Regions from separate parts of the Homo sapiens genome. Here region 1 is linked to region 2. A link is a loop called in an ENCODE intact Hi-C map of the cell type or tissue named here. Cell type or tissue: ascending aorta. All regions are shown on one strand. Each heading gives the region's core, and the rest is flanking DNA. Links, peaks and the distances in the headings are about the cores only. Region 1 holds the start of ARNT (aryl hydrocarbon receptor nuclear translocator). Region 2 holds the start of GOLPH3L (golgi phosphoprotein 3 like).

Evidence for each region. A loop is a pair of places that touch in the nucleus more often than their neighbours do. Peaks named below come from ENCODE experiments on the same cell type or tissue, not always from the same donor. Only the 100,000 strongest peaks of a DNase experiment are listed, where the experiment ranks them.
Region 1: a loop joins it to region 2, with 2.2 times the contacts of the local background. A loop is called at or near these places in 7 of 110 quality-filtered maps.

The regions. Positions count from the first base shown.
Region 1 is chr1:150,870,580-150,885,685 of GRCh38, reverse strand. It overlaps ARNT (aryl hydrocarbon receptor nuclear translocator), which reads left to right and starts at 9,087. Exons shown (of 22, transcript NM_001668.4): 1 at 9,087-9,143. The coding sequence starts at 9,119. It also overlaps a transcript of LOC107985204 not described here and the pseudogene RPS27AP6. RefSeq lists a cis regulatory region at 1,356, enhancers at 1,284-1,428, 10,522-11,021, 11,022-11,523 and silencers at 8,755-9,028, 9,032-9,461. In ascending aorta, for the core only: no CTCF peak of the experiment used is centred there; DNase peaks (open chromatin) are centred at 8,845, 9,405 and 9,735; H3K4me3 peaks cover 2,631 bases; H3K27ac peaks cover 2,577 bases.
Region 2 is chr1:150,691,290-150,706,395 of GRCh38, reverse strand. GOLPH3L (golgi phosphoprotein 3 like) reads left to right here and starts at 9,242. Exons shown (of 5, transcript NM_018178.6): 1 at 9,242-9,404; 2 at 11,546-11,740. The coding sequence starts at 11,558. HORMAD1 (HORMA domain containing 1) reads left to right here. Exons shown (of 15, transcript NM_032132.5): 11 at 2,053-2,119; 12 at 2,202-2,278; 13 at 3,003-3,086; 14 at 6,213-6,284; 15 at 7,662-8,336. The coding sequence ends at 7,742. It also overlaps the pseudogene RNU6-1042P. In ascending aorta, for the core only: a CTCF peak has its summit at 9,101; a DNase peak (open chromatin) is centred at 9,075; H3K4me3 peaks cover 2,292 bases; H3K27ac peaks cover 1,420 bases.

The sequences.
Region 1 (15,106 bases), core at 6,751-10,750, 180 kb before region 2:
TCCCAGCTACTTGGGAGGCAGAGGTTGCAGTGAGCCGAGATGGTGCCACTGCACTCCAGCCTGGGCGACGGAGCCAGACTCCATATCAAAAAAAAAAAAAAAAAATCTGCTTTATTCTTTTTAATGGCTGCTGAGTACTCAAGTAGTCCATTTTCTCTGTTGGTGGGCTTTTGTATTGTTTCAAATTTCTTATAGCAACATTGCAATAAATATCCGTGTTTGTGTGTGTATATATACATACACATATATACATACATACATATATATACACATACATATATATACATACATATATATATATATATATATATATTTTTTTTTTTTTTTTTTTTTTTTTTTTTTGAGATAGAGTCTCACTCTGTCACCCAGGCTGGAGTGACAGCCTTGTATATATATTTCTCTGGGCACTTGTGGAAATGTTTTTGTGGAATAAATTCCTCCAAATATTAAAAATATACATGCTAGGTTGTAGGATATGCACATTTGGAATTTTAATAGATATTACCAAATTACACACTAAACGGTTATAGTAATTTACACTCCAATCAAATAGGCATGAAAGTGCCTTTTCTTTTTTTTCATAGCTTCACCAATGTAAGTTACTCAGAGTCTCTGAAATATTTGTTGAGCTAATTGGTTAAAAACAATATCTCAGTTTTTAGGCTGGGAACGGTGGCTAACGCCTGTAATCCTAGCACTTTGGGAGGCCGAGGCGGGTGGATTACCTGAGGTCAGGAGTTCGAGACCAACCTGACCAACATGGTGAAACCCTGTCTCTACTAAAAATACAAAAAATTAGCCGGACATGGTGGTGTGCGCCTGTAATCCCAGCTACTTGGGTTGCTGAGGAAGGAGAATTGCTTGAACCCAGGAGGGTGAGGTTGCGGTGAGCTGAGATCGAGCCACTGCACTCCAGCCTGGGCAACAGAACAAGAAATTGAGACTCCATCTCAAGAAAAACAAAAACAAAAACAAAAACAAAAAAACCCCACAATATCTTTTTTGTTTTGTTTTGTTTTGTTTTTGATTTTTTGACACAGCGTCTTGCTCTGTCGCCCAGCCTGGAGTGCAGTGGTGTGATCTCGGCTCACTGCAACCTCCGCCTCTGGGGTTCAAGTGATTCTCCTGCCTCAGCTTCCTGAGTAACTGGGATTACAGGCGCACGCCACCATGCCCGGCTAATTTTTGTATTTTTAGTAGAGACGAGGTTTCACCATGTTGGTCAGGCTTTTCTCGAACTCCTGACCTCATGATCTGCCCGCCTCGGCCTCCCAAAGTGCTGGGATTACAGGTGTGAGCCACTGCGCCTGGCCCAATATCTCAGTTTTTTAAAGATTGCATTTCTCTAATTACTACAGTATTTGAATCTCTATTGATTTACATATTTTGCAGATACATACAAACCTATCTTCACCTTACCTATCCTTTTCCCTTTTGACTGAGCTATTAACCTTTTACTTATTGATTTGAAAATGTATATCTATCTACAAACATAAGTACACACAGATACATTTTTACACATTTTTTACTTATTAATAACTTTTTTGTGATACATGTGGTTCCCAGTGCCTATCCTCTGACTCCAACTCTCTCACTTTTGAATTTGCTATCAACATCAGCTTCCAGAATTAAACCTCTCTTCTCAGTCCAATAACTTCTGGCTTCATTTGCTTCCCAGACCAGTCTCATCCCCTTTCAGATATTTTTAAACTAGGGTCTTCTGCAATTCTAGAATCTTCCATCTTCAAGATACTGATCAGTTCATCATCTCTCCAATTGTGGGTAAACTGTTCACTTTCTTTCCTCAGGTTTCTGAGTATTGACAGAAATTACAATGCTCCATAGTTTCATGAAAATTTATGCTTTCTAACTTTGTCTAGCTCCCCAGAGCATTTGGTGATCTTTTTTTGTTTCCTTTTTCTACTCCTGTGGCAGATTATTCACAGTCGTTTTGTTCATACCTAGTTGACTTCCCAACCAATTGCTTACAGCTGTGCAGCTACACCCACCCTCATTTCTACCTCTTATTCCCAGCAGAAGTTTCACCTGTTACTTTTCTTTGAGACTCAAAGTCATCACACATGAGTTCCCTTTCCTCCACTTCAAAATGTCTACACATTTTTAGAAAAAGGGTATCTTGGTTTTCTGAGAACACTTTCACATGCTGCCCTAACCCTGTCTCCTTCTCTCCCCTAGAACCAGTCTTGTTTTCTCAGGCATATATATTTCTTGCATTTTTTTATTTTTTTGTTTTTTGAGACAGAGTCTTACTCTGTCACTCAGGCTGGAGTGCAGTGGTGCGATCTGGGCTCACTGCAACTTCCAGCTCCCAGGCTCAAGTGATTCTCATGCCTCAGCTTCCCGAGTAGGCGGGATTACAGGTGTGTAACACCACGCCTAGCTAGTTTTTGTATTTTTAGTAGAGATGAGGTTTTGCCATGTTGGCCAGGCTAGTTTCGAACTCCTGACCACAGGTGATTCACCCACCTTGGCCTCCCAAAGTGCTGGGATTATAGGCATGAGCCACCACACCTGGATGTTTCTTGCATTTTTAGTTTGCTCCTTTCCACAAGCTCAGTCTATAGAAATATTTTACTATTTCCACCCCTAGCCTAACCCCTACCGCAGCTACCATTTGATTATTTTTCTCTTCTTTGTCATGTTTCTTGAAAAAATAATCTGTGCTAACTAACTGTGTCTACTTAGTTTCTACTCACTTCTCACCCACTTGCAATCTGGTTTCCATTCCTTAGATGTGCTCGTAGGCTGGGCGTCGTGGCTCACGCCTGTAATCCCAGCACTTTGGGAGGCCGAGGTGGGTGGATCACCTGAGGTCAGGAGTTTGAGACCAGCCTCTGTGAAACCCCGTCTCTACTAAAAATACAATAATTAGTTGGGCGTGGTGGCGGGTGCCTGTAATCCCAGCTACTCGGGTGGCTGAGGCAGGAGAATCGCTTGAACCAGGGAGGCGGAGGTTGCAGTGAGCCAAGATCATGCCATTGCACTCCAGTCTGGGCAAAAAAAGCAAAACTCCATTTAAAAAAAAAAATTATTTGTTGTTTATCCAGCATTCAGATCAAACTGGCTTAGCTTTATTTTTATTTGCTAAATCTGGCAACCATACCCAGAGACACTTAATAAAACTTTGGAGGCTGGTCTGAGTGCCTTGGTGTTTACAACTAATTGATCCCAATCAGTTACAGATTTCTTTGTTCCTTCACTTGACTGGTCTTAAAAAACAAACAAAAACAAAAAACAATTTAAAAACTACCATTCTAAATAATTAAAAAAACCAGTTTACCATAAGAGTTAACAGAAAAAAACTGTAATTTTCTATTAATTTACAAATTAATATAAACATAATAGTAATAGTATTAGTAATGGTTAAATATTGATAAGCTGAAAATGTGTATAAAAACATGTAGATCAGGCTTCACAGTCAACAGATTTCTTAATTTTTTAAAATTTGCCAACTGGCATCCTGATCTGATCTGTTAATTTTTATTTCTACTAAAATTAGAAAATCTGTATTTACAGTGAGTTTGTCAGATATGGCAAGAAATGTTTGATGGCTACCAGATAATTCTGAATAGTTGGAGCTTACAAGGATCTATTGGAGAATTTCTAGTGAAAGCATTCAGTGGTTTGTCAGATTCTAAGCAGAAGAGCAAAGAGTAACCTCAAAAGTCAAATGCTTCAACTTGAGAGAGGGCAGGAGTTGTATTCAGTTGCATTGGCTGCATTCAGCTCTGGGAAGCATTTACCCCCATTTGGTTGCAACATTTGGATGTGGTTTAGAATATGTTCAATAATGTGTCATTCATTTTTTTCCTCTGATGAAGAAAGAAAATTATCATGTGTTGGGAAATAAAATACTCTTGGCAGTCAAGGCATTTGCATCATAGTCTGCTTTTCTTACAAAATCCTGATACTTTGTTCTTAACATTAAAAATGTTTGCTTTGTGATCCACCATCTGCAGGAGAACTGCTACCAAGATGCAGATTTTTGTAATGGGGAAGACATCACTCTCTTATTTGTTGGGGTTCATTGGTTGAACTCTCTAATACAATACAAAATGTAAAGTCCTGGCAGGATAAGAAAGGAATTCCTACTCATCAGCAGAGTGATCTTTGCTGGTAAGCAATTGGAAGATGGATGTACTTTGATGACAGCATTCAAAAGGAGTCCACTCTTCTTATTGTGCTGAGACTTTGTGGTGGTGCCAAGGAAGAAGTATTACACCACTCCCAAGAAGAATACGCATAAGAGAAAGAAGGTTAAGCTAACGGTCCTAAAATATTACAAGGTGGACAAGAATGGCAAAACTAGTTGCCTTTGTTGTGAGTGCCCTTCAGGTGAGTGTGGTGCTGGAGTTTTTATGGCCAGCCACTTTGAAAGACATTATTGTGGCAAATGTTGTCTGACTTACTGTTTCAACAAACCAGAAGACGAGATGGGTTAATAAAAGGCATGAACTAAAAAGCAAAAACAGGCTGAGTGTGGTGGCTTATGGCTATAATCCCTGTGCTTTGGGAGGCTGAGGTGGGAGAATGGCTTAAGGCCAGGAGTTCGAGGTTCCAGTGAGCAATGATGGTGCCACTGCACTCTAGCCTGGGTGAAAGAGTGAGACTCTATCTCTAAAACAAAAACAAAACTCCAAACCATGACATTTAGAAGTTAAAGTAATATGTTCATGTTAATGAAAATATTGCTCAGATGAACCATTTGAGAAACCTACTTAAATCCTACTTAAAATAATAAAAATGGTTTATGTTAGTATTATCTATATCATAAAGAAGAGATTTTCACTTCAATCCTTATTAAAAACTGACAGCATTTCCCCCCCTTACTGGCCTCCATACTTAACTGTGGAGAAAGCACCAATTTATCTGTTTCTTCTCAAAGATTGTGCTCACTGGATGATATTTTACTACATTTATGGTTTGTGCTAATTTGTTCAATGTCGAATCAAAATCAGGAGAAATTTTTTTTTTAGAAATGAGGCCTTGCTATGTTTCCCAGGTTGGCCTCAAACTCCTGGGCTCAAGTGATCGTCCCTCCTCAGCCTCTAGATTAGCTAGGACTACAGGCATGCACCATTGAGCCTGGCTGGGAGAAATATATTTTGGCTATGAACTGTTTTCTGAATAAAATGGAAAGTGGGCTGGGCATGGCGGCTCATGCCTGTAATCCCAGCACTTTGGAAGGCCGAGGTGGGTGGATTGTCTGAGCTCAGGAGTTGGAGACCAGCCTGGGCAACATGGTGAAACCTCATCTCTAATAAAAGCACAAAAAAATTAGCGGGGCAGTGGTGACGGGCGCCTGTAATTCCAGCTACTGAGGAGGCAGAGGCAGGAGAATAGCTTGAACTTGGGAGGCAGAGGTTGCAGTGAGCCATCATGGCACTGCACTCCAGCCTGAGCAACAGAGTGAGATTCTGTCTAAAAAAAAAAAGGAAATAAAAAGGAAAGTGGACTGACATCTTTTTTGTAGGAACAGTGTTCTTTCTGCATCCAAAGTTATAACTCCATCAGTGTTTTTTTGTTTGTTTGTTTGTTTGTGTTTTTTTTGCGACAGAGTCTTGCTCTGTTACCAAGGCTGGAGCGCAGTGGCATGATCTCGGCTCACTGCAACCTCCGCCTCCCAGGTTCAAGTGATTCTCGTGCTTCAGCCTCCCGAGTAGCTGGGATTACAGGCATGTGTCACCATGCCAGACTAATTTTCGTATTTTTAGTAGAGATGGGGTTTCGCCATGTTGACCAGGCTGGTCTCAAACTCCTGGGTCCAAGTGATCCGCCTGTCTTGGCCTCCCAAAGTGCTGGGATTACAGCCGTGAGCCACCATGCCTGGCCTGTAACTCCATCAGTTTTGATCCCAAGATATCTTTTTCAGACTGACTCATACCTCACAAAATAATTCTTATCTAAATGAAAAATGTTTTCTTTTGTATCTTGAATTTTTAATGATAAACCAGACAGGAAGTTTCTGGGCATTTCTCCTTATGTATTGCCTATATGCTGTAAGCGGATTCATATTGTGTATATCAGTGGTTTCTACGCTTAAAACAAACATCTGGTAGCAGGTACAGGGCAGATATTGCCATTTCATGTTGTGTATCATGACTCCATGTGATATTTGACAAAGAATTCTGCCAATAGCTTTGTTACACTTTTTTTTTTTTTTTTTTTTTTTTAGATTGAGTCTCGCTCTGTCACCCAGGCTGGAGTGCAGTGGCCCAATCGATCCCAGCTCACTGCAACCTCCACCTTCCAGGTTCAAGCGACTCTCCTGCCTCAGCCTCCTGAGTAGCTAGGACTACAGGCGTGTGCCAACACGCCCAGCTCATTTTTGTATTTTTAGTAGAGATGGGGTTTCACCATATTGGCCAGGCTGGTCTTGAACTTCTGATCTCAGATGATCCTCCTGCCTTGACCTCCCAAAGTGCTGGAATTACAGGCGTGAGCCACTGCACCCAGCCAGCTTTGTTGCACTGTCTCCAAACAGAATATGTTATTAACTTTGTAGCTAGTTGTGTAAGCAGCTCTATAACAAAATGATTTCTACCAATTTTTTTCTACAGAAATGTAACTTGATCTCTTTTAACCACAAAATGTATCCACATCATACAGGAAAACATTTTGCATTTATTCTGGAAAAATCCATTTTACTTGGTAAAGAAGCTACAGCATTTTTTTTTTTTTTTTTTTGAGATGGAGTCTTGCTCTGTCGCCCAGGCTGGAGTGCAGGGGCACCTCGGTTCACTGCAACCTCTGCCTCCCAGGTTCAAGCGATTCTCCTGCCTCAGCCACCGGAGTAGCTGGGATTACAGGCACGCGGCACCATGCCCGGCTAATTTTTGTATTTTTAGTAAAGATGGGGTTTCACCATGTTGGCCAGGCTGGTCTCGAACACCTGACTTTGTGATCCGCCCTCCTTGGCCTCCCAAAGTGCTGGGATTACAGCCACCCCGCCCAGCCCAGCCAATGTATTTCTTTTGGGTGGATGATTTTTTTCTTTTTGGTGACTTATAAATATAACAACAAAATGAAAGAAAAATGAAATTTTAACAGATGTAAACAATAATATGTAAATTATGTTAAAATACCTTTGCAGTAAACTAAATAAGTGGATCAATGTAATCTGCGCAGTACATATACAACTTCTAAGAATGCAAAGCTGTTCAATAGCATAATGGGATTTTTGTTAAAATTTTAATTAAATTTGTATTAAACATTTTGTGAGCGATACATGAAAATGGAAGTACTTTGTAGTGCTAAAATTGTAGTGCTAAAATAGGGGGATGGGTGGAACAGGTTTCCAGTGTCAGACTCCTTTAGTTTGCCTCCCACATTACTTACCTGCTGGATGTCCCTTGCTTACCCTCTTTGTTTCTGTTTCCTTAATTGCAAAATGGAAATAGCAGTAGAACCTACCTCATCGTTGTTGTGAGGATTAAATGAGTAAATACATATAAAGCATTTTGGACAGTGCCTACCTCGAATAGCTCAATGCTTCCTATTACCAGGAAACAAAAATTAGCCGGGCGTGGTGGTGCGCGCCTGTAATCCCAGCTACTCAGGAGGCTGAGGCAGGATAACTGCTTGAACCCGGGAGGGAGAGGTTGCAGTGAGCCAAGATCGCACCACTGCACTCCAGCCTGGGTGATGGAGCAAGACTCCGTCTCAGAAAAAAATAAAGAAAAAAGAAAATAAATCTGCACAGCCATCATCTTATTGATTCCCTATTAAAAACTCCTCACTGGCCAGGTGTGGTGGCTCACGCCTGTAATCCCAACAGTTTGTGAGACCGAGGCGGGCAGATTGCCTGATGTCAGGAGTTCGAGACCAGCCTGGCCAACGTCGTGAAACTCCATCTCTACTAAAAATACAAAAAACATTAGCCAGGCGTGTGGCGTGCGCCTGTAATCCCAGCTACTCAGGAGACTGAGGCAGGGGAATTGCTTGAACCGGGGAGGTGGAGGTTGCAGTGAGCCGAGATTGCGCCACTGCACTCCAGCCTGGGCGACAGAGAGAGACTCTGTCTCAAAAACAGACAAACAAAACTCCTCACTCTGTCCCTGTCACTGACCAAAGAAGTTACCCATTCTCAAATTACTTTCTTCATCTATTGCCTCCAATTTTGGCTGGCAATATCTCCCATACCAAACCGTTAACACCTGGATCCTTTTAGACTACCGGTTCCATAGCAGGCATTCAAAAGTTAGTCATTTAACTTTTTCACCAGGGACAAAAGTCCTTAAAAGAGGAAAAAAACTGGAAAGGATTACAAATCACCATGTGATGTTTAGGTGCTCTTTAGCACCTAAAGAGGATTTACAAGATACATTGTCTGCACGGCAACCACTCAGACGAATCCACCACCAAGCGAAGGTTTTTAGTAAAATATCCTTTTTTTTTTTTTTGAGACGGAGTTTCGCTCTTGTTGCCCAGACTGGCGTGCAGTGGCGCTATCTCGGCTCACTGCAACCTCTGCCTCCCAGGTTCAAGCGATTCTCCTGCCTCAGCCTCCCAAGAAGCTGGGATTACAGGCATGCGCCACCACGCCCGGCTAATTTTGTATTTTTAGTAGAGACGGGGTTTCGCCATGTTGGCCAGGCTGGTTTCGAACCCCTGGCCACAGGTGATCCGGCCGCCTCGGCCTCCCAAAGTGCTGGGATTACAGACGCGAGCCACCGCGCCCAGCCTAAAATACCCATTTTAATTGCATTTCAATGACGTTACTCGGTCATTGACCTCTTACGCAAGGAGGGCGAGATTAGGGAGACAGCTGGACTTCTTCCTCGCCCTCCCTTCACTGGACTGGCTGGCGCAGTGAGTAGCCCTGCCCTTGGACGATTTGGCATTTTCATTGGTCAATTTTTCTTAGGAGGCTGGCCGTGTGTTGACTCCGCCTACTATATAGGCGGGGTCTCCCCGCCGCAGGGGCTGGGATGCTGGGGGCTGCTGAAGCCGCCATCTTGGATTCCGCGGTAGCGGAGGCGGCGGTCAGGCGCCGCTTCTGGGGAGTGGCCTTTCTTTTCCCCTCCCTCCCGGTTCGGTGGCGGCGGCTCCTCCCACTGGGGGGGGGGGTGGCGCGGCGGCGGTGGCATCTGCGGCCATGGCGGCGACTACTGCCAACCCCGGTGAGGAGACGGAGGACTGGGGCGCCTCTAAAGGGGAGGGGCCGAAGGGGCTGACAACTAAGGAGACCCAGGGCTGAGGGGACGCAGCTGGAGCTGAAGGCGCCGGGGCGGGGCGGGGGCCGCGAGAGACGGTGGGGGAGCGGTGACCTGGGGAGGGGCCCGATCCCGGGGACTTGGGTAGACTCGAGTATACCCAAGGGAGCGAGGGGGCAGGTGGGAGTTGAGGGGGGCTCCCTGTCCTGACCTCCGTTGGAGCGGCAGCCAGTGCGGGGCTGGCCCGCCCTCACTCCTCGGTCGGCGTCTGGTCTGTGATGTGGTCCTCTTTTAACCCTCTGCCCGCTGGAGCCGCTTGATGCCGAAAACTGTAGGCAGAGTGTCTCGGTTTACTTTAAGAGTAGTTTGGATTCATAAACCCTGGACCACACTGCTCTTTAGTTGAGGCGTTGCTTCCAAACATTTAAAGGTTTAGATTTTAATTTAAAAAATAAAAAATGGACATTCTTTGATATATACGACGTTTCTTTAGGCTGTTACCTCCCACCCGCAACCCCCGTCCCCGTCTCCGTCCCCGGACTATACTTTGAAACTTAGATCTTGTGTTAAGAGGGCCTGTAGGTCTTTGCCTGCTGAGGGCAGGGGTTTGTGTAATGGTTATGGTTCCGGACAGGTCTTTAGTTCCACAGCCCCAGGTTTAAATCTTGTTAGGCCTACGTCGAGGCAATTTCCAAACTCTTTCAGAAAAGTTTGATTCCACACCATTTCTCAATTTCAAAAAATAATCAAATATCAAAAAGGTTTGGTCTGTTTTGTCTAAGAGATGGAGTAGGGTGTAGTGCAGTTCTAGAGAGATCAGATCTTCAAATTACTAGTCCCAGCCCTCTTTCCTCTATGTTACAGTTATTCCTCTTTAGAAGGCATTTCATTTTAGGGGTCTAGTTTATCTTGGAGACCTTGGTTATTCTTGCCAAATAAAGTCTATCCTTTTCCAAAAACCAATATATTTGATAGCCTTAAAAAGGGCCTTGAGATATGTGTGTGTGTTGCGTGGGGCGGAGAATTTCTTGAAAATAAAACAGTAGGAGTGATTACCCCCATCCCCACGTTGAAATTTAAATTAGATTTTTTTTCATGTTACTGAAAGGCAGTATGATTTTGCAATATCCAGATTTTGATAGGACAGTTGAATCACTGAAATTTCTTTTCTACCGTGTTTCTGGGAATAGCTATTTTAAGAAATGGTTAATTTGTCACGTCATTTTTTTTTAATCTTTTAAATTTTTTTTGAAGGAAAGGGAGGTAAAATTAATCGCAAAAATTACATTGCAGGAAGTGCTGAGTGATAGAATAAAACTATAAAACAGGAAAAATGCCGTTATGTCAAACCTGACCTTGTAGTAATATAACCTATCTGTGAACTATGGAATAAATAAACAAGATTTTTAACTGATCACACATTGCAAAATACTTATATAACCCTAGTTAAATTGCAAAGCATTTCTCTTATTAAGAAGTGGCCTGGGTAAACAAGTTTTAGTTCATATGTCAGAAGCTTTTTTCCAGCTGTGTGGGTGGGGTTGCTTTATTTTGTTTTGTTTTTTGAACAACAGCAACCAGAATGACAGCCTCTTGACCATATTTTCATAAGCTGATCAATATCAGCTTAAATCTTAGCAGAAAATAGCATATGTTAGTGTGTATGTGTGTGTGCAGAATCCTTGTTAATGAAACAGCTTTGTTTACTATGCTTTGGCTGCTTGCTTCTGCAATTTTTAGATTTCCTTTTTCTTTTTCTTTGTTTTCCTTTCTCCTCTCCCCTCTCTCCTGTCCCCTCTCCCCTCTTTTTCTTTTGCTACAGGGTCTTGCTCCTTGCTCTGTCGCCCAGTCTGGAGTGCAGTGGCAAGATCACTGCTCACGGCAGCCTCCACCTCAGGGGCTCAAGTGATCCTCTCACGATCAGCCTCCCGAATAGCTGGGACTACAGGTGCCTTGCCACCATGCGCGGTTAATTTTTAAATTTTTTTGTAGAGACAGATGCCTTGCTATGTTGCCCATGCTGATCTTGATCTCCTGGTCTCAAGCAAGCCTTGCCTCAGTCTCTCCAAGTTGGGAATACAGATGTGAGACACTTTGACCAGATTTCTTTTTTGATGTTGAAAAATTATTCCATCTCTTCTGACTTATTGATCCCATGTTCAGTTCAATCAAATCAGAAGATATATTTTCTTTTTTCTTTTCTCCCTTTGCTCTTGTATATCATGAGGAAGAGATCAGAGATACATTGTGGATTTTTTCAGTAGCCTGTTGCTTTTTGGGAAATGAGATTAATGAATGGAGGGACATAGGTGGAAATGTACTGTGCTTAGTGAAAGTAAATGTTTTCAGGTCAGAATTCTTTGCTACACTGTCATACCTTCTTTCCTTAGAGCCATTTTAAGGACTAGGGACACCATGCCTATTTCTTTGAGTTTTTTCTACTTTGTATTTTTGCTGGAGTACTAATTTTTTTTTTTTTTTTTTTTTTTTTACAATTCTTGTTAGTTTTGTCAAGATTTTAAAAAATATTTCACTCTTTAACCTTCACTTCAGTTAATCCTTTTTAAAAATAATACTTATTTTTATTTTTCAGACAGGTTCTTGCTCTGTCTCCCAGACTGTAGTGCAATGGTGTAATCACAGCTCACTGTAGCCTTGAACTCCTGAGCTCAAGTGATCTTCCCACCTCAGCCTCCTGAGTATCTGGGTCTACAGACACACACCACCACACCTGGATACATTTTTTAACTTTTTGTAGAAATGGGATCTTGCTATGTTGCCCAGGCTGATCTTGAACTCCTGTCCTCAAGCAATCCTCCCACCTTAGCCTCCTAAACTGCTGGGATTATAGGTGTGAGCCACTGACCCGGCCAAGTTAATCCTTAGGGTTAGTAATAGTGCTTGAACATGTTAATTGTGCTGGTGGCCCTGCAGTGTTTTTCAAGGGGACCACGTTCTTCTGCATTTTTCACTGTGGTGCTGCATTAGAAGAAGAGTAAAATATGGTTGGTACTCTCTAAGAGTTGTGTTGAAGTAATAGTTCTGTGATGATTTTTTTTCTCGAATTGATAATTCTTCATATTCTATCATTTTTCACTAGTTCTACTTATCACTGGCAAGTAGAACTCGGTGGGTAGGTGGTCCATGAAACTTTAGGCTGTTTCTTATCTATGGACTAGACAAGTTTTGTTTTGTTTTTTTTTTGTTTGTTTGTTTGTTTTGAGACAGAGTCTCACTCTGTCGCCCAGGCTGGAGTGCAGTGGTGCTATCTTGGCTCACTGCAAGCTCCGCCTCCCAGGTTCACGCCATTCTCCTGCCTCAGCCTCCCGAGTAGCTGGGACTACAGGTACCCGCCACCACGCCCGGCTAATTTTTTTTTTTGTATTTTTAGTAGAGACAGGGTTTCACCCTGTTAGCCAGGGTGGTCTCGATCTCCTGACCTTGTGATCCGCCTGCCTCGGCCTCCCAAAGTGCTGGGATTACAGGCTTGAGTCACCGTGCCCGGCCCGGACTAGACAAGTTTTGAGGAACACATTTTTTTTCCCCATAGGAGAGGGTCTTGCTCTGTCACTGAGGCTGGAGTGCAGTGACACAATCATGGCTCACTGCAGCCTTGACCTTCTGGGAGCATGTGATCCTCCCACTTCAGCCTCCTGAGTAGGTGGGACCACAGGTGTGCACCACCGTGGCTGGCTAATTTTAAATTTTTTTTAGAGACAGGGTCTTGCTATGTTGCCCAGGCTGGTCTTTAACTCCTGGCCTCAAGTGATCTTCCTGCGTTGGGCACTCCCCAAGAGCTGGGATTATAGGCATGACCACCATGCCCAGCCAAGGTGGAACACTTTTTAAATTGAATGTGTCATTTGTAATGCATTGGCTGAGGGAACAGTTGGGAGGAGATTAGGTATTTGATTTACAATTCCAAATTCAAACTAGAGATGTTGAATGAGTTTGTAGTAAGTGTAGGTTTTTATCTCTCTTGATTCTGGTATTCTCATTAGCAGAGAATTCTTTTTGTGCTATTATGTACAAGTTACTGTGGATGAAGAATGTAGAAGGAAAAGGGTAATACCGTTTGGGTTTGTAAGGCTGTCATTTAGGAAGAAAATTTTTTTTAGCTAATTTTCACCTATATAACTTAGTTTTAACTGCGTCAATTAACACAATTCTTACCTGTTACCTTTATTTACCTTTTTCAGATATGGGAAAATAGGAATTCATGCAATGTAAAGTTAAGATGTCAAGATATTCTTTTATGGCCAGGTGTGGTGGCTCGTGCCTCTAATCCCTTTGGGAGGCCGAGGCAGGCCGATTGCTTGAGCCCAGGAATTTGAGACCAGCCCGGACAACGTGACGAAACCCCTTTACTACAAAAAATACAAAAAATTTTCCGGGCACTGTGGTGCACTTCTATAGTCCCAGCTACTTGGGAGGCTGAGATGGGAGTATCACCTGAGCCTGGAAAGTTGAAGCTGCAGTGAGCTGTGATCATGCCACTGTACTCCAGCCTGGGTGTTGGAGTGAGACCCTGTCCCCCAACAAAAAAAGAGATAGTATTTTATTATATTGCAAAGGCCTTTTTTTTTTTTTTTTTTTTTTTTTGAGACAGGGTCTTACTGTGTCGCCCAGGCTGGAGTGCAATGGCGTGATCTTGGCTCACTGCAACCTCCGCCTCCTGGGTTCAAGCTATTCTCCCGCCTCAGCCTCCCGAGTAGCTGGGATTACAGGCACCTGCCATCACGCCGGCTAATTTTTTATTTTTAATAGAGACAGGGTTTCTCCATGTTGGCCAGGCTGGTCTTGAACTCCTCACCTCAGGTGATCCGCCCACCTTGGCCTCCCAAAGTGCTGGGATTACAGGCGTGAGCCGCCATGCTCCGCCGCCATCTGTTTTTAAGAATGCTGCCTTGGCCGGGCATGGTGGCTCATGCCTGTAATCCTAGCATTTTGGGAGGCCGAAGTGGGCAGATCACCTGAGGTCAGGAGTTCAAGACCAGCCTGGCCAACATGGAGAAACCCTGTCTCTACTAAAAATACAAAAATTAGCCAGGCATGGTGGCAGGTGCCTGTAATCCCAGCTACTCGGGAGGCTGAGGCGGGAGAATCGCTTGAACCTGGAAGGTGGTGGTTGCAGTGAGCTGAGATCGTACCACTGCACTCTAGCCTGGGCGACAGAGTGAGACTCCGTCTAAAAAAAAAAAAAAAAAAAAAAAAACCACGACTGCCTAATATGCCATAATGACTTTAGTAAGTAGACATCAGTGAATCTTCAGGTTGGAAATATGACAACACCTATCATTTTACACTTAAGGAGACAAACCCAGGGAAAGGAGTGGATAATTAAGTTCCTTCTATATGCCAGGCTGCACTTTCCTATTTTGTTGCTAATCTTTATGTCTAGTCTGTAGCAACTGTCTCCAACTTTTCACATAAACTCTTCAAATTTATGTCACTTTTCATAATTTCGTCAATGTATTTTCTTGTTTTAAAGTTTTTATTATTTTAGATAGTGACCGGGTCTCACTATATTGCCCCGGCTGGTCTCAAACTCCTGGGCTCAAGCAATCCTCCTGCCTCGGCCTCCCAGAGTGCCGGGGTTACAGGTGTGAGCCACCCTCTGAGGCCCATTTTATATTTTCCCTCCACGTTTTCATTGTAGTTGAATGGACAAGTAAGTTTATGGATTCAACAGTATACTTAGGGCTGGACATGGTGGCTCATACCTGTAATCCTAGCACTTTGGGAGGCTGATGTAGGTGGATTGCTTGAGCCCAAAAGTTTGAGACCAGCCTGGGCAACGTGGTGAAACCCCATCTGTACAAAAAAATACAAAAAATTAGCAGGGTGTGGTAGCATTCCCTGTAGTCCCAGCTACGTGGGAGACTGAGATGCGAGGATGACCTGAGCCTGGGAGGTTGAGGCTGCAGTGA
Region 2 (15,106 bases), core at 7,230-11,229:
AAACTTTTTACTTAGCCCAAACAACATTGTACTAGAACTTAAAAGCACAACTATTCTGGTTGAAGTAGGGAATGTTCCTGGAGGCTCTGCCACTCCCTATGTCACTTACCTTCTTAGTGGACTCTGAGGAAACCCCTAGGACTCTAGGGCATAATTTGAAAAGCATTGCACTAGTCTAACTCCCGGCTAATGATGGAATCTTTTCTACAACATCCCTACTAAGTGTTCAGGTAGCCTGTGCTTGAATTTCTCTAGGGCCTGGAAAGTCACTGTTCTGAAGCAGCCTGGAAGTTCCTGGAAGTCAGGAAAAGTGTCTCATTCAACTTTTTAATCATCCTGTGCCTAGCACTTGGATTTCTAGTTAGTGCGTCCTAAGTATTAGTCGAGTGAATGGATGAATAGAAGTATAAAAGAGTTTTTTTGTTGCCTCACTTCCAGCAAATATGGAAGTCATTATTGCTTTAATCTTTCAAGCATTAACATTATGTCCTTTAATCTCACCTCTCTTGTATTCTGTGTCTCAATTTATTCTAAATTATGACTACAGTACTTATGTACAGAGATTCACTATTCTGATTAGGCTGTCTAACCACATCTTTACACATAGAAAATTCAATCAATTTTCAACCAATTCAGTTAAAGAAAAAAACTTTTTTCTAAGACCTAAATCCCAGTCTTGCTTTATAACAAATATGGCTGAGGTGTTTGTAGCATTCTTTAAAATATTTAAATCTCTTTCACATGTATCACAAAGGGAACAATAATTGTAATGTAGACATTAAACCTGTTGCAATTTCTACCATAACATGACTGAGCTTATCCTTCAATAACTCTCTGAAGAGTTTTTGTTTATTACTTTTTTTTTTTTTTGAGACAGAGTTTCACTCTTGTTGCCCAGGCTGGAGTGCAATGGCACGATCTCAGCTCACAGCAACCTCCTCCTCCCAGGTTCAAGTGATTCTCCTGCCTCAGCTTCCCAAGTAGCTGGGATTACAGGCATGTGCCACCATGCCTGGCTAATTTTGTATTTTTAGTAGAGACAGGGTTTCTCCATGTTGGTCAGGCTAGTCTCGGACTCTTGACCTCAGGTGATCTGCCCACCTGTGCCTCCCAAAGTGCTGGGATTACAGGCATGAGCCACCACGCCTGGCCGAAAGTTGTATATTTTTATCATTTGTCCTTAAAGCAACCCTGCAAAATAAAGAAAAATAGTATTTTATACTTTATTTGGATTAATAAATTGCCTTTTGATAGAAATTCTAGGAACACTTTTATTTCTAGCAACCATGAGGTAGTTGTAGGTTTTTGGGGTTTTCTGGTTTGTTTGTTTTGTTTTGTTTTGTTTTGTTTTTTGAGACAGAGTCTTGCTCTTTTGCCGAGGCTGAAGTGCAGTGGCAGATCTTGGTTCACTGCAACCTCTAGCCTCCTGGGTTCAAGGTATTCTCCTGCCTCAGCCTCCTGAGTAGCTGGGATTACAAGCATGTGCCACCACGCCGGGCTAATTTTTGTATTTTTAGTAGAGACGAGATTTCACCATGTTAGCCAGGCTGGTCTCCAACTCCTGACCCCAAGTGATCTGCCCACCTCAGCCTCCCAAAGTGCTGGGAACACAGGCGTAAGCCATTGCGCCTGGCTTGGGTTTTTTTGTTTGTTTGTGTTTGAGTCAGGGTCTCGTCCTGTCTCCCAGGCTGGAGCGCAGTGGGATGATCACGGCTACTGCAGCCTCAAACTTCTGGGCTCAAGCGATCCTCTCACCTCAGCCTCAGGTGACAGAAACATGCCACCACACCTGGCTAATTTTTAAAATTTTTTCATAGAGACGAGGTCTCATCATATTGCCCAGGCTAATCTGGAACTACTAGTCTCAAGCAATCCTCCCTCCATGGCCTTCCAAAGTGCTAGTAATACAAGCATGAGCCACCATGCCCGGCCAGTAGTTTTATATTGTATTTAGCCTTCACATGAAACAAATTTGTTCATAAATGCTTTCTGCTCAGTTGTTTTAGTTCCTTTTTGAAATGTGTCAATTTTTTTCTTCACATAATTATGTAGGATGATTTGGACATTGAAACTAAAATGGAAGAACAGGAAAAAAACCCTGCATCTTCTGAACTTGAAGGTAAGAAGTTAATGAAAATGTACATTAACTCACTTCCAACTCAATTTTATACCCGGGTAACTTTTTTTTTTTTTTTTTACAGAACCAAGTTTAGTTTGTGAGGAAGATGAAATTATGAGGTCTAAAGAAAGTCCAGATCTTTCTATTTCTCATTCTCAGGTATAAACTTGATAGTTTCATCTCACTTTTGTTTTGTTCACAGGACAGTTGCTTATGCGCTAATTTTTTATTTTTCAGATTTTCTTATTCCAGGTCTTTTAGAATAAAATTCAATATTTAGAATGCTTGTTATTAACTAAATCTGGAAATTATATGTTGATGAATTTTGAGTATATTACTGGTGGATTTGTTTAGTAATAAACCTAAATACTATTGGTAGAATCTGAGAATTTCAGAGCTAGATAGAATCTTATGCAGTTATTTATTCCACCCTGCTTTGTATTTATAAGTGGAATATATAATACATTTGTGTTGCCTTGGAGCATACATGTTTTATTCTGCTTTTCAAATACAGTAAAATCCTGAAATAAGAGATTTAGGTAATATGAACTTGGAAAAAATATGATTGATGATTGATTGTCTGTCTTCCTCTGCCCAGCCCATTTCTCAAATAAGTAGACTAAATTTCTTGTCTTCTGGAAGGGTGGTGCCTGGTGATCATTTGGTACTTTCTCAGTTCAGTGGTTGGCCAATTATGTAAAGTGTCAGTTTCACTATCTTTACTTTTGTGCTTTTTGAACAGTATGAACCAACTCAAAATTATTGGTTTTAACTTGACAAGACCCTAAATTTTATGTGGTTAAATTTTTGGACCCCATTTATTGTGTTATGAAAAGGTTTTATTATACTAAGTTATATTTTTTGTAATTATTTTCTTTTTTAGGTTGAGCAGTTAGTCAATAAAACATCTGAACTTGATATGTCTGAAAGCAAAACAAGAAGTGGAAAAGTCTTTCAGAATAAAATGGTAAATATCTCTTTAGGTTTGTTTTCCATTGTAACCTTGTAATTCTCCCCCATATGTGAGTTTATTTTAATATTTCGTTTATTAAACCAGTATTTACTAAGTACCTATTATGTGTCAGGTACTTTACTAGGTGCTTAGGATATAACCTGAATAACACATACTTCATGGTCTTAGCTGAAGTTTAGTAACTGGAAATAAACAAGCAATGATACAGAGCCATTATAGAAGTCTGAATAGGCTACATAGGCACAAAGAAAGGAATGGTTAATTTTACTGAAGGTATATTAAAGAGAGGGATCCGGGAAAGGTTTTGGGAAGAAGTGATACTATCATCCAGACTCCCAGAGAAATTTCCTAGAATGCCAGAATGTTCCCATGCTTGATCTTTTTTTCTTTTTAAATTTCATTTAATTTAAGTTCCAAGATACATGTGCAGGACGTGCAGGTTTGTTACATAGGTAAACGTGTGCCATAGTGATTTGCTGCACCTATCAATCTATTACCTAGGTATTAAGCCCCACATGCATTAGCTATTTATCCTAATGCTCTCCCTCCCTCCAACCCCCTGACAGGCCCCAGTGTGTATTGTTCCCCTCTTTGTGTCCATGTGTTCTCATTGTTTATCTACCACTTATAAGTGAGAACATGTGGTGTTTGGTTTTCTGTTCCTGTGTTAGTTTGCTGAGGATAATGGCTTCCAGCTCCATCCATGTCCCTGCAAAGGACATGATTTCATTTCTTTTTATGGCTGCTTATTTTCTTTATCCAGTCTATCACTGATGGGCATGTGGGTTGATTCTGTCTTTGCTATTGTGAATAGTGGTGCAGTGAACATACAGGTGCATGTATCTTTGTAATAGAATGATTTATATTCCTCTGGGTATATACCTAGTAATGGGATTACTGGGACAAATGGTATTTCTGGTTCTAGATCTTTGAAGAATCACCACACTGTCTTCCACAATGGTTGAACTAATTTACATTCCAACCAACAGTGTAAAAGTGTTCCTATTTCTCCATAGCCTCGTCAGCATCTGTTGTTTCTTAACTTTTAATAATCACCATTCTGACTGGCATGAGATGGTATCTCATTGTGGTTTTGATTTGCATTTCTCTAATGATCAGTGATGTTGAGTGTTTTTCATATGTTTGTTGGCCACATGAATGTCTTCTTTTGAGAAGTGTCTGTTCATGTCCTTTACCCACTTTTTAATGGGGTTGTTTATTTTTTCTTGTAAATTTGTTTAAGTTTCTTATAGATTCTGGATATTAGACCTTTGTCAGATGGATAGATTGCAGAAATTTTCTCCCATTCTGTAGGTTCTCTGTTCACTCTGAAAAATATGGAATGCTTCATGAATTTGCATGTCATCCTTGTGCAAGGGACATGCTAATCTTCTCTATATCGTTCTAATTTTAGCATATGTGCTGCTGAAGTGAGCACCATGCTCAGTCTTATAAATTGAGTATCTTGTTAATAAGACATTACAAAATAATCTTTTGTATATATCTTGTATAAAATGAATCTCATATTCTTAAGGGAAAAAAATCACTGCTTTATTTTAGCTTTTGGTATGAATTATACTAAATCAAAATTCATATTTGATTTTAGACCTTTAAGTTACTCTCAAAGGTTCATTGGGGTGAAGAAAAAGCATTCTGTAAAATATATAAAATATCTAAAGTTTAGGAAATAAATAGCTCACTCTGTTAGTGGTGTGCTAGAACATTTATTCCCAACTCCCCACTCAGAGATATCATGTTGGTAGCTTAAATTGGACATGTTGGTAGTATTCACAGCACAGAAATCAGCAAATGCCTCAAGGTTTGTTTCTCTCCTAGAGCTGGTTATTAAACATTTATTGGAACACTACTCATTATAGTGCCATTTTTAAGTGTCTTCCCCCACCCCTATTCTCAATGGGAAGTTAGAACTGGCAGAAGGCAGCATTCAAATGAGTATCTCATGAAAGCAAGAGATAAAGGAATGTCAAGATTTACTACTTCTAGAAGCAAAATGTTCATCCTAGCCAGTTTATATGTAGGATGAATAACCTTTACTAGGATATAGGGATAGAGACCAGCATTTTAAAAATTATTAAGCAAGATCTCCTTGTAATGTAACATTAAGATGATTTAGGGACATAAATTTATTTCTGAAATTGCACATGTTTTTGGATATGAACTCTGAGCAAGTGTACTCCTGATTTTGAGAATTATTACTGAATTGTGGTTAGAAAAGGGCAAGAAATGAAAATATTCATTATTATATATACTAAGGAAGTTATCATTGGAAAGCTCATTTCAAGCATCAGAAAAGAAGTATATCCTTTTAGAGAATAGTTGTATGACACCTAATCATTAGTCATTTTCCAATATTCATTTTAATAACTATATATACAGCATTATTCACAATAGCCGAAAGATGGGAAAAACCTAAATATACATCAACAGATGAATGGATTAAAAAATGTGGTATATTCATACAATTGAATATCAGCCATAAAAAAAATGAAGTGCCAATACATGCTACAACTTAGATGAACCTTGAAAACATGCTAATTAAAGGAAGTTACTCACAAAAGTCCACATATTGTATTATTCCTTTCATTTGAAAGTCAGAACTGGGAAAGTTATTGAGACAGTCTTAAGGCTGGTGGGAGGATGGCAGAATAAGAGAGTGATAGCTAAGGTATATGGGGTTTGTTTGTGGGGTGATGAAAGTGATGTAAAATTGATTGTAGTGATGGTTGTACAACTCTGTGAAGGTACTGAAAATCATTGAATTGTACACTTATAAATGGGTGAATCATATAGTATCTAAATTATATCTCAATAAAGCTGTTTTTTAAAAAAATTGTATATCCAGCTGGGCACTGTAGCTCATTCCTGTAATCCCAGCACTTTGGCAGGCTGAGGCAGGAGGATCCCTTGAGGCCAGAAGTTTCAGGCTGCAGTGAGCCATGATGGTGCCACTGCATTCCAGCCTGGGTGACAGAGGGAGACCCTGTCCCTAAAAAGTAAATAAATAAATAAATATTGCATATCGTTGCATAAGATTGAAAAATCAAGTGTTGGCTGTTCTTTGAGAAATAACCAATTAGTAATTATTCTATCTTTGTGGAGGCAAATGGAAATCAACCAGTAAAATCTTCCAAAGAAAATCGGAAGAGAAGTCAACATGAATCTGGGAGAATAGTAAGTCTTATGATAATGTATAGTTTGAATACAATGGGAAGGATCAGAATATCATTACTACAGATTAAATTTAAAATGATGAATTTGATATCTTTCGATGTACCTGAGAGTTCTGATATTCAAATTTTGTTTAAATATATTTTGTTCTAAAAATCGAGGTGATTTTGAAATAAGATGCCCTATGTTGGTTTATTAGTTTTTTCCATGTAAACATCTCCTGTCTCATTCCATGAATGATTTAAAGTAATTGGAGGAATTTATAATATATAAATTAAAAATCAGCTGGGTGCAGTGGCTCATGCCTGTAATCCCAGCACTTTGGGAGACTGAGGCAGGTGGATCACGAGGTCAAGAGATCGAGACCCTCCTGGCCAACATGGTGAAACCCTGTCTCTACCAAAAATACAAAAAAAAAAAAAAATAGCTGGGCGTGGTGGCGCACGCCTGTAGTCCCAGCTACTCGGGAGGGTGAGGCAGGAGAATCGCTTGAACCTGGGAGGTGGAGGTTGCAGTGAGCCAAGATCGCGCCACTGTACTACAGCCTGGCGACAGACCAAGACTCCGTCTTTAAAAAAAAAAAAAATCAGTGCCAGGAAAAATATAAGAGAATATAGAATGAGAAAGTGACAGTACAAGAATACTAAGGCCATTTTGTTTATATAGAACTGAAATTGGGCCACAAATTTGATCTGAGCTTTCTAGAGATCAAAACTGAAGTAGAAGGAGGATAATTTACTAAATACATGTGTTCCCTAAAAATATAGGGTCTCCTCCTAGTACCTCTGGAGAAAAAAATATTTTCCTGACTTAAACCCTATAGTTGTTTCATATTTAGAACCTTATTTTACCAAATCAGATAATGTATTTGCCATTTCTGAGATAATTATTCATATTTTTCCAACTAGATATTTTAGTATTATTAGTAGGTTAGAATTAAACAACTGAAAACCTAAGACTATTTTTAAAACTCAAATGTTAACGTCTCAAGAGTACAAAAGCAAGACATGATTTAAATCGTACATGATTCCAAGGTAGAATGTTTTTCTATTTGTAGTTCATTTTAAAATCTTTTTTCCCTTCTTATTGCTCTGAAATATTTGGCTATTTTGAGGACATAATGTTAAATCTATCTTCTCACTTCTAGAGCAGCCCTACTGAAGATTATACATTTTGCAAGTACATACTTTCAGCAGCCATTGGAAGATGTTAATAATAAATTTTACTCTACTTTTAAGAAACCCAGATATAGTTATGCTAGGTATGCTAGGCATAAATTTTTTTAAAAAGAAGAGAAATCTCAGATACATGAAAAAATCTACAATTAAAGACATTTAAACAGGAAAGTATCTATTCTTAGTAGTTGTTTTCTTTTGACAGGTCCTCCATCACTTTGATTCTTCTAGTCAAGAGTCAGTGCCAAAAAGGAGAAAGTTTAGTGAACCAAAGGAACATATATAAAAATTATTTTTGTTCTGCAGGCTTGCAGAGTTCTTCTCACCATTTAAACTGAAGGACCCTATATTATATTTCCCTAACTCTGAAGATGTATATGTAGTTTAAAGCAGTTTGTACACTAAAACTAAGTTTTTGGCTGACTGTCATATTGTGGTCCTTAATCTTGAGATAAATCCAATAGAACTTTTGAATAAAAGCAAAAGTACAAATGTCATAATTGATTCGGTAATAAGTAAAATTTCAAAATTGATTTTGTTCATTACCTACTTAATATTTCCTTTAAATATATACTAACTGTTAAGGCCCTCTAATGCCATTTTTCTAAACAGTAATGTTTACTTTGGTATTAAAATTTGGTATGGATTCACTTTTTACTTATGTTAAAATTATACCATTTAACTGGCTCTTTTGTCATTGTGCTGTTATTAAAACAATGTTCTTCAATATTTTGACATAATGTATTAACATTTTAATATATAATGTACAATTTAAGAATTGGTGCTTTACCTTTACTATGCTTTTTTTTACAGGACAAAAAGACTGATTTTTAAAGTATGGCATTTTTTGCAGCATAAATAAAATATTGTTCAGTACGTAGGCCCTTTTATCGCTTCTAATTTTTATTTAAGTAGCAGGAAATATGGCTTCATTCATTTGAAAGGCTGGTAGGAGGATGGGGGGATAGGGAATACTAATTTTTAGATGATTTCGGTAGCTATTACTTTGCAAGAAGAGTTGAGCACACTTTCTAGAATTTTTGAGTGGTAGTATGAAAAATGCTGTGCTTTTAATGAGAAACCTGGGAGCTAGTTCCAGCCTTGCCTGCTTTCTTTGCTTTAGAAAAAGGAAGACTTAAAACTTGGTCTGTTTGCCGCTTGTAGTTTCAGCAGCCATATTCCAAAAACATACACATCCATGGGTTTGTCAGTAATAAGCGCTATAGGGAATGCTGGTACATATGCGATGGTAGAAATGTATTCATCCTGTTTAAGGTAAACCATATAAACGTACACAAACTGACCCAGATCATGTTTTTCTGGAACAGTCAAGTCAAGGATAAACTGACTGTCAGAAACAACCAATGTAAAAATATTTATTTATTTTTAGCTGTATTGCTTGGATCCCAACACATCTCACTTAATTGTCCCAGTATACGCTACTACAGCAACACACCTGCTACGCTGAAATTAACCCACAGAAACCTTTCGAGATTGGCAGCCCATGTTAGCTCACTCAGCGCTTTGATTGGCTGGTTTAATGGGGGTGGGGAGCGCAGCCCTCTTTCCTCTCTTCCACCAAGGTTCCTTCATTGGATTGACCAGCTGTCAGGTTGAACGCAAACCTGCCTCCTTTTGGTGGTGTTTGTCTGGATCGCAACAGAATAGCTGGGGGAGAGCCTCCCCCTGTGAGCTCCGATTGGCGGGACTCAACCTTGGTGATTTCTGATTGGCGCAATGAAGAAACACCAAGGTAGGTTGCCTAGTGATCCTGAGGAAGCTGATGTGTTATTCCTTCTCTGCATCGAAGGATCAGGAAGTTTGTGCTCTCTGCGTGGCTAAGTTTTTCACCTACTAGGACGGGGGTGGGGTGGGGAGAACAGGTGTCCTTCTAAAATACAGCACAAGCTACAGCCTGCGTCCAGCCATAACCCAGGAGTAACATCAGGTAAGCAACGAGAAAATTACATTTCCTAACGTCCCTTCCCCCCACCAAAAAAAACCTCTATTTTTTAAAATTATTATTTTATGGGAGGGAAAGGTTTGTATTCATTTGGGCCATTTGTTTTCTTTCAAGTAGGATTTTTAACTAGTAAATGTGCAGATGAAACTAATTTCTCAAAGAAACCGCCCCCTCTCCCCCTCCCCCCCTGCCCCGCGAAGGTTTAAAGTTTCTTGGATTGGTTTAGGAAATAGTCCCTATTCACAGTGCCAGATAGGCTTAGTGCGCTTAAGAATTTATTTCATGGTTCTCTTCCTCCTTCACTTTTCTTCCCACCTCCCATAACAAATTATATTTGAAATATACCCTTGTACAAAAAAACTTTTGTAGCTCACTTCATTTGTATTTCTATTTTAAATGTTCACATGCACTTCTGAGTATTCATTTTAATCAATATAAATTTATCGAGCAATAACAATGTTAAAGACAGTGCTAGTTGCTATGGAGAATATATAAACCCAAGAAGACAATATCCCTGTTCTTAAGAAGTTTACAGTTGAGAGACAGCTATACCAAGAGAAAGACTATAATAAATACTTTAAAGGAAGTGAGTATAAATAAAGCTCTGTGAAACAGCTGAGGGAGTGGCCATGAGACACATAGGTAATAGAAAAGAGGAGGTCACTTAAAGGCCTTCACAAGGCCTTTAAAGAATGGGTAGAATGTAAAGAGGAAGAGAAAAGGGTGAAGACCCCAGCAAGTACAGAGGAGCAGAAGCAGAAAGAAAGCATGAGACATTTTTGAGAAAAAGTCTGGCAACACTACTTATTAGGAGCAATGGGAAATATTGCTAGAGGAGTAGAAACGAGTCCAGTCATAGCAACTCTTAAATACCATTATTTTGATCTTGAAAAAGATACTCCTTTATATAATTGCTGATTTAAAATATTTGTTATATATTATCTTAAAAACTGATATCTAGATTTATATAAAATAAAGTATGCTAACTATAAACTTTATCACAAATGATTTAGTGCAGTTTCTTTTGACCGTAGTACATAGAATAAAAGACATGTTCTTTGACTTTTTTTTTTAAATTGAGAAAATTTGTTAATCTTTCAACACTCTCTTGCCAGTAATTTTTGTTTGCAGCTCCTTGTGTATTTGCAAGATATGGCTAGCTAGGACTAGAGCTGCTAAGTTTACTGACTGTGGAATTACTACACATGATTTTCTGAATGTTATCGTCTAGACTTGTGATCTCCAAAGTGAGTACATGAAATGAGTCATTAGGGTATGGGAAGGAAATATAGAACATGTATTTCTATTTAGTTTTTCGTATTCTTTTTTACTTTCTATTTTTTGTGTTTTTTTATAATGTAGTACCATGGAACGTTTATAGAAATTAGATACAAATTATTATATGCATTTTGGGGCTGGATGCTCACAATTTTTTGTTGTTCCATCTTACTTAACTTGGGATCCATTTTGTGAAAGAGGAGTGACAATGGTGGATATTCACTCCTTCTTTATAGATTATGCAGAAAAAATCAGCAGGTTTGGCCGGGCCTGGTGGCTCATGCCTGTAATCCTAGCACTTTGGGAGGCCCAGGCAGGCAGATCACTTGAGGTCAGGAGTTCAAGACCAGCCTGGCCAACATGGTGAAACCCCATCTCTACTAAAAATACAAAAATTAGCCAGACATGGTGGCGCACACCTGTAATCCCAACTACTCAGGAGGCTGAGGCACAAGAATCACTTGAACCTGGGAAGCGGAGGTTGCAGTGAGCCAACATCGCACCACTGCACTCCCAGCCTGGGCAACAGAGCAAGACTCCCTCTCAAGAAAAGAAGAAGAAAAAGAAAAAAAGAAGTCAACAGGCTTGAAAGATGAGCATTTCTACTGGACTTTAGAATTACTCATTTGATCTTTTGTCAGTGCCATCTGTGAAGTCCAAGCTATTGTACTTTGGAAAAGATACTGTATTACCCACCCATTTTTTTCTGGTCATTACTCCTTCCTTTCTTTCTATATTTAAATCTGTAAATATTTCCTATTTGTATGGATGTTTAGTATGCATGTATGAATATATGATTTATTTACATAAGCATACATATGGATTTTTTTTTTCACCACTCCCTCCAGAAACAGGTGAGAATGACCACTTTAACTCACCGGGCCCGTCGCACTGAAATAAGCAAGAACTCTGAAAAGAAGATGGAAAGTGAGGAAGACAGTAATTGGGAGAAAAGTCCAGACAATGAAGATTCTGGAGACTCTAAGGATATCCGCCTTACTCTTATGGAAGAAGTATTGCTTCTGGGACTAAAAGATAAAGAGGTAATGCAGTTAGGTTTGCTAGGCTATCTCAAAGACTATTAAATATTGGAATGTTTTAGGAAGTAACCTAATGGAATATATTTAATAATAAATTGGTCTTAGAATTGTGCTCTAACCATCTGGAAGATGGAGGAGTTGGGACAGTGACCGATACTTGGAGGGTAAAAATCCAGAAGTAGAATTACGTGAAGTGTATTTAATTACAAAATTACTCCAAAATTTTAGAAGATACAGGAGAGGAGGATATAGTATAAAGTTTTGTACTTGTAGTTTCCCAAGTTAGATTAAAGGCGAAATAATACCGTTTATTAAAGTAAGAACAAGGGCCCACACACTGAAGTCTTCTTCAGCTTTGAGGAGAAATAGTCTTTTACATGAAAAGACAAGGAACATGTGTGATTAGTTGCCTTACAGAAATAAACAATTGGTAGGTTTCTTATAGCAGAAATAATTTTTTATTTTCCTCTGTGCATCTTTATAAGGCAAATATCAACAGTTGGATTACGCGGTGGCTCACGCCTGTAATCCCAGCACTTTGGGGAGCCGAGGTGAGTGAATCACTTGAGGCCAGGAGTTCAAGACTAGCCTGGCCAACATGGTGAAACCCCGTCTCTACTAAAAATAAAAAATTAGCCATGTGTGGCGGCGGGTGCCTGTAATCCCAGGTACTCGGGAGGCTGAGGCAGGAGAATCACTTGAACCTGGGAGGCGGAGGTTGCAATGAGCCAAGATTGCACCACTGCACTCCAGCCTGGATGACAGAGTGAGACCCTGCCTCAAAAAAAAAAAAAAAAAAAAAAAAAAAAAATATATATATATATATATATATATATATACACACACACACACACACACACATACATAAACAATTGAGGATTATTTTAATTTTTGAAAATTTTTAAAAATAATTTTAGCTTTTCTCTTTTTTCCCTAAATGTCTCCTTATTTAATGGAACATTTATTTTATAGTACAGTTAGTCTTAAGGTCCTGAGTCTTGTGATATAACCAGAAATTTCCCTGGCTTCTCTACTAGTATACATCATCATCCTTCATTTGTAACTTTTTGCTGTGTTTTCTCATCACACTATTCCCTCATGAAGAAGTTACGAAGGTAACATTTTAAACAATCTGCTTTCTTTCCAGGAAAGCCTTAAATAACCGCCCCCCCTCGCCCACCGCCTGCAAGAAAAGAAAGAGGTATATTTATTACTGGCCTCAGTTTTGAAAACATACAAAATTAGAATGTTATTTTAGATTTTAAAAGTACTAAATTTGGCTTTGATAATTATCCTTAGCTAGAAGTGAATTGGCTGCATACAAGTAGTAACAGCTCTTCTTTTCTACATAATTCTTCGACTTGGAAATACCATTGTTGTTTAGATTTTGCCTTTCATTTATTTACTATTTTCCTTTTTACTTTTTTTCTTGTTAAATTACCAACTTGAACAAAATTTACAGACCAGTTATAGTCTGTGTATTGTTAAAACTAATATTAGAGACATGCTTATGTGTACCTGGCCAAGATGTAGGTATATCAGAAATTCTTGCCCGGAAATATATTTTCCTGTTTGCTGAGAAGTTGATGAGCCTTCAGTTTTATAAAAGGCAAATAAACGAAAAGGCAAAACCAGCTCTCCAAGAGAATGTCAGAATAGGACTGAAGATTAGGTGATATAAATACTCTTTTGAGACGTTTACACATTACCTAGGAAACAGTCACTGACTGTATAAAAAGAGGATATAGAACTAAAAGCTATTTGGTTTGTTTTAGCTTTGAATAGGAATGATTAATTTCCTGCTGACCTTATGCACTGGAATTTTTGCTTTTGGGCTTGTCTTCATGTGTTTATAATGGTTAATATAAATTTTAGGAAATAGAATAAAAAATAAAGCAGCTCATTAAGAGCTATGGCCATGGTGAGTACTTAACATATTGGTGAGATACTGTACAAAATAAGCAGATGGCTGGATGCAATGGCTAATTCCTGTAATCCTAACACTTGGGAGGCCAAGGTAAGAGGATTGCTTGGGCCCAGGAGTTCAAGACCAGCCTGGGCAACATGGTGAGACACCATCTCTACAAAAAATTTAAAACAAAAAAATTAGCTGGACATGGTGGCACATGCCTGTAGTCCTAGCTACTCAGGAGGCTGAGTCAAGAGGATGGCTTAAGCCTCGGAGGTCGAGGCTTCAGTGAACCAGGATTGTGTCACTGCACTCCAGCCTGAACAACAGAGCAAGGCCTCAAAAAATAATAAATAATAGCACATAACAATTAACCACCTTTTGAATTGCTCTAATTTTATTTTTGAGGATAGTTAACAAATATTTAGCTTTCATTTGGCTCAGGAAGAATAAAAGACAATAAATCCTTAGGTGTAAATGAATAGAAGAGGTCAAACTTTGTGATTTATTTAAATAGTAGTAGTTACAAAAGGCCAGTTACATAACTATCTCTAAAAATATTAAATTGATTCCCAACTGTACTTATTTTTTTCTTATCTCTCAAACTATCAATAGATTCATTTAATCAATATTTAATGTGATTGAGGACACCCATTATGTGCTTAGGATTATGCTAAATATTAATACTAAGGTAAATATAAAATAGTATAGTATATGGTCCCTGCCTTCAAGAAACTTGCATTCTAGCTGGAGAGACAAAAAGATACATACTTTTTAAAAGTTAAGTAACCCGAAGGTCCATCAACAGCAGAATGGATAAAAATGAATCATCAAAAAAAAAAAAGAGTCATCCATTTGTTTAAATGAGTATAAATATGTTTTCTATACAGAATGAAAATGAACATTGTTATACAACATGTATATTTCTCACATTATGTTCAATAAAAAAAGCCAAACACAAAAATATACATACTGTATGATTCCATTTATATGAAACTCAAAAAACTATTGTATTTGAGGTTGCATATTTAGGTGGTACAATTATAAACAAAATCAAGCCAGGAATTACTATAGTTTTTAGAATAGTGATTATCTTTTTGTAAGGGATAGGGGAAGGAAAAGGGTGTTAGTAATTAGGAAGGAAAATGGAGAGGATTTCTAGATAGTAACAATTTTCTGTTTCTGGACCTAGAGGAAGTTTCATAGTTTTGTTTTTGTTTTTGTTTTTGTTTTTAAGACAGAGTCTTGCTCTGTCACCCAGGTTGGAGTATAGTGGCACCATCTTGGCTCACTGCAACCTGCGCCTCCCGAGTTCAAGCAATTCTCCTGTCTCAATCTCCTGAGTAGCTGGGATTACAGGCACCCGCCACCATGCCTGGCTAATTTTTGTATTTTTAGTAGAGATGGGGTTTCACCATATTGGTCAGGCTGGTCTTGAACTCCTGACCTCTCAGGCGACC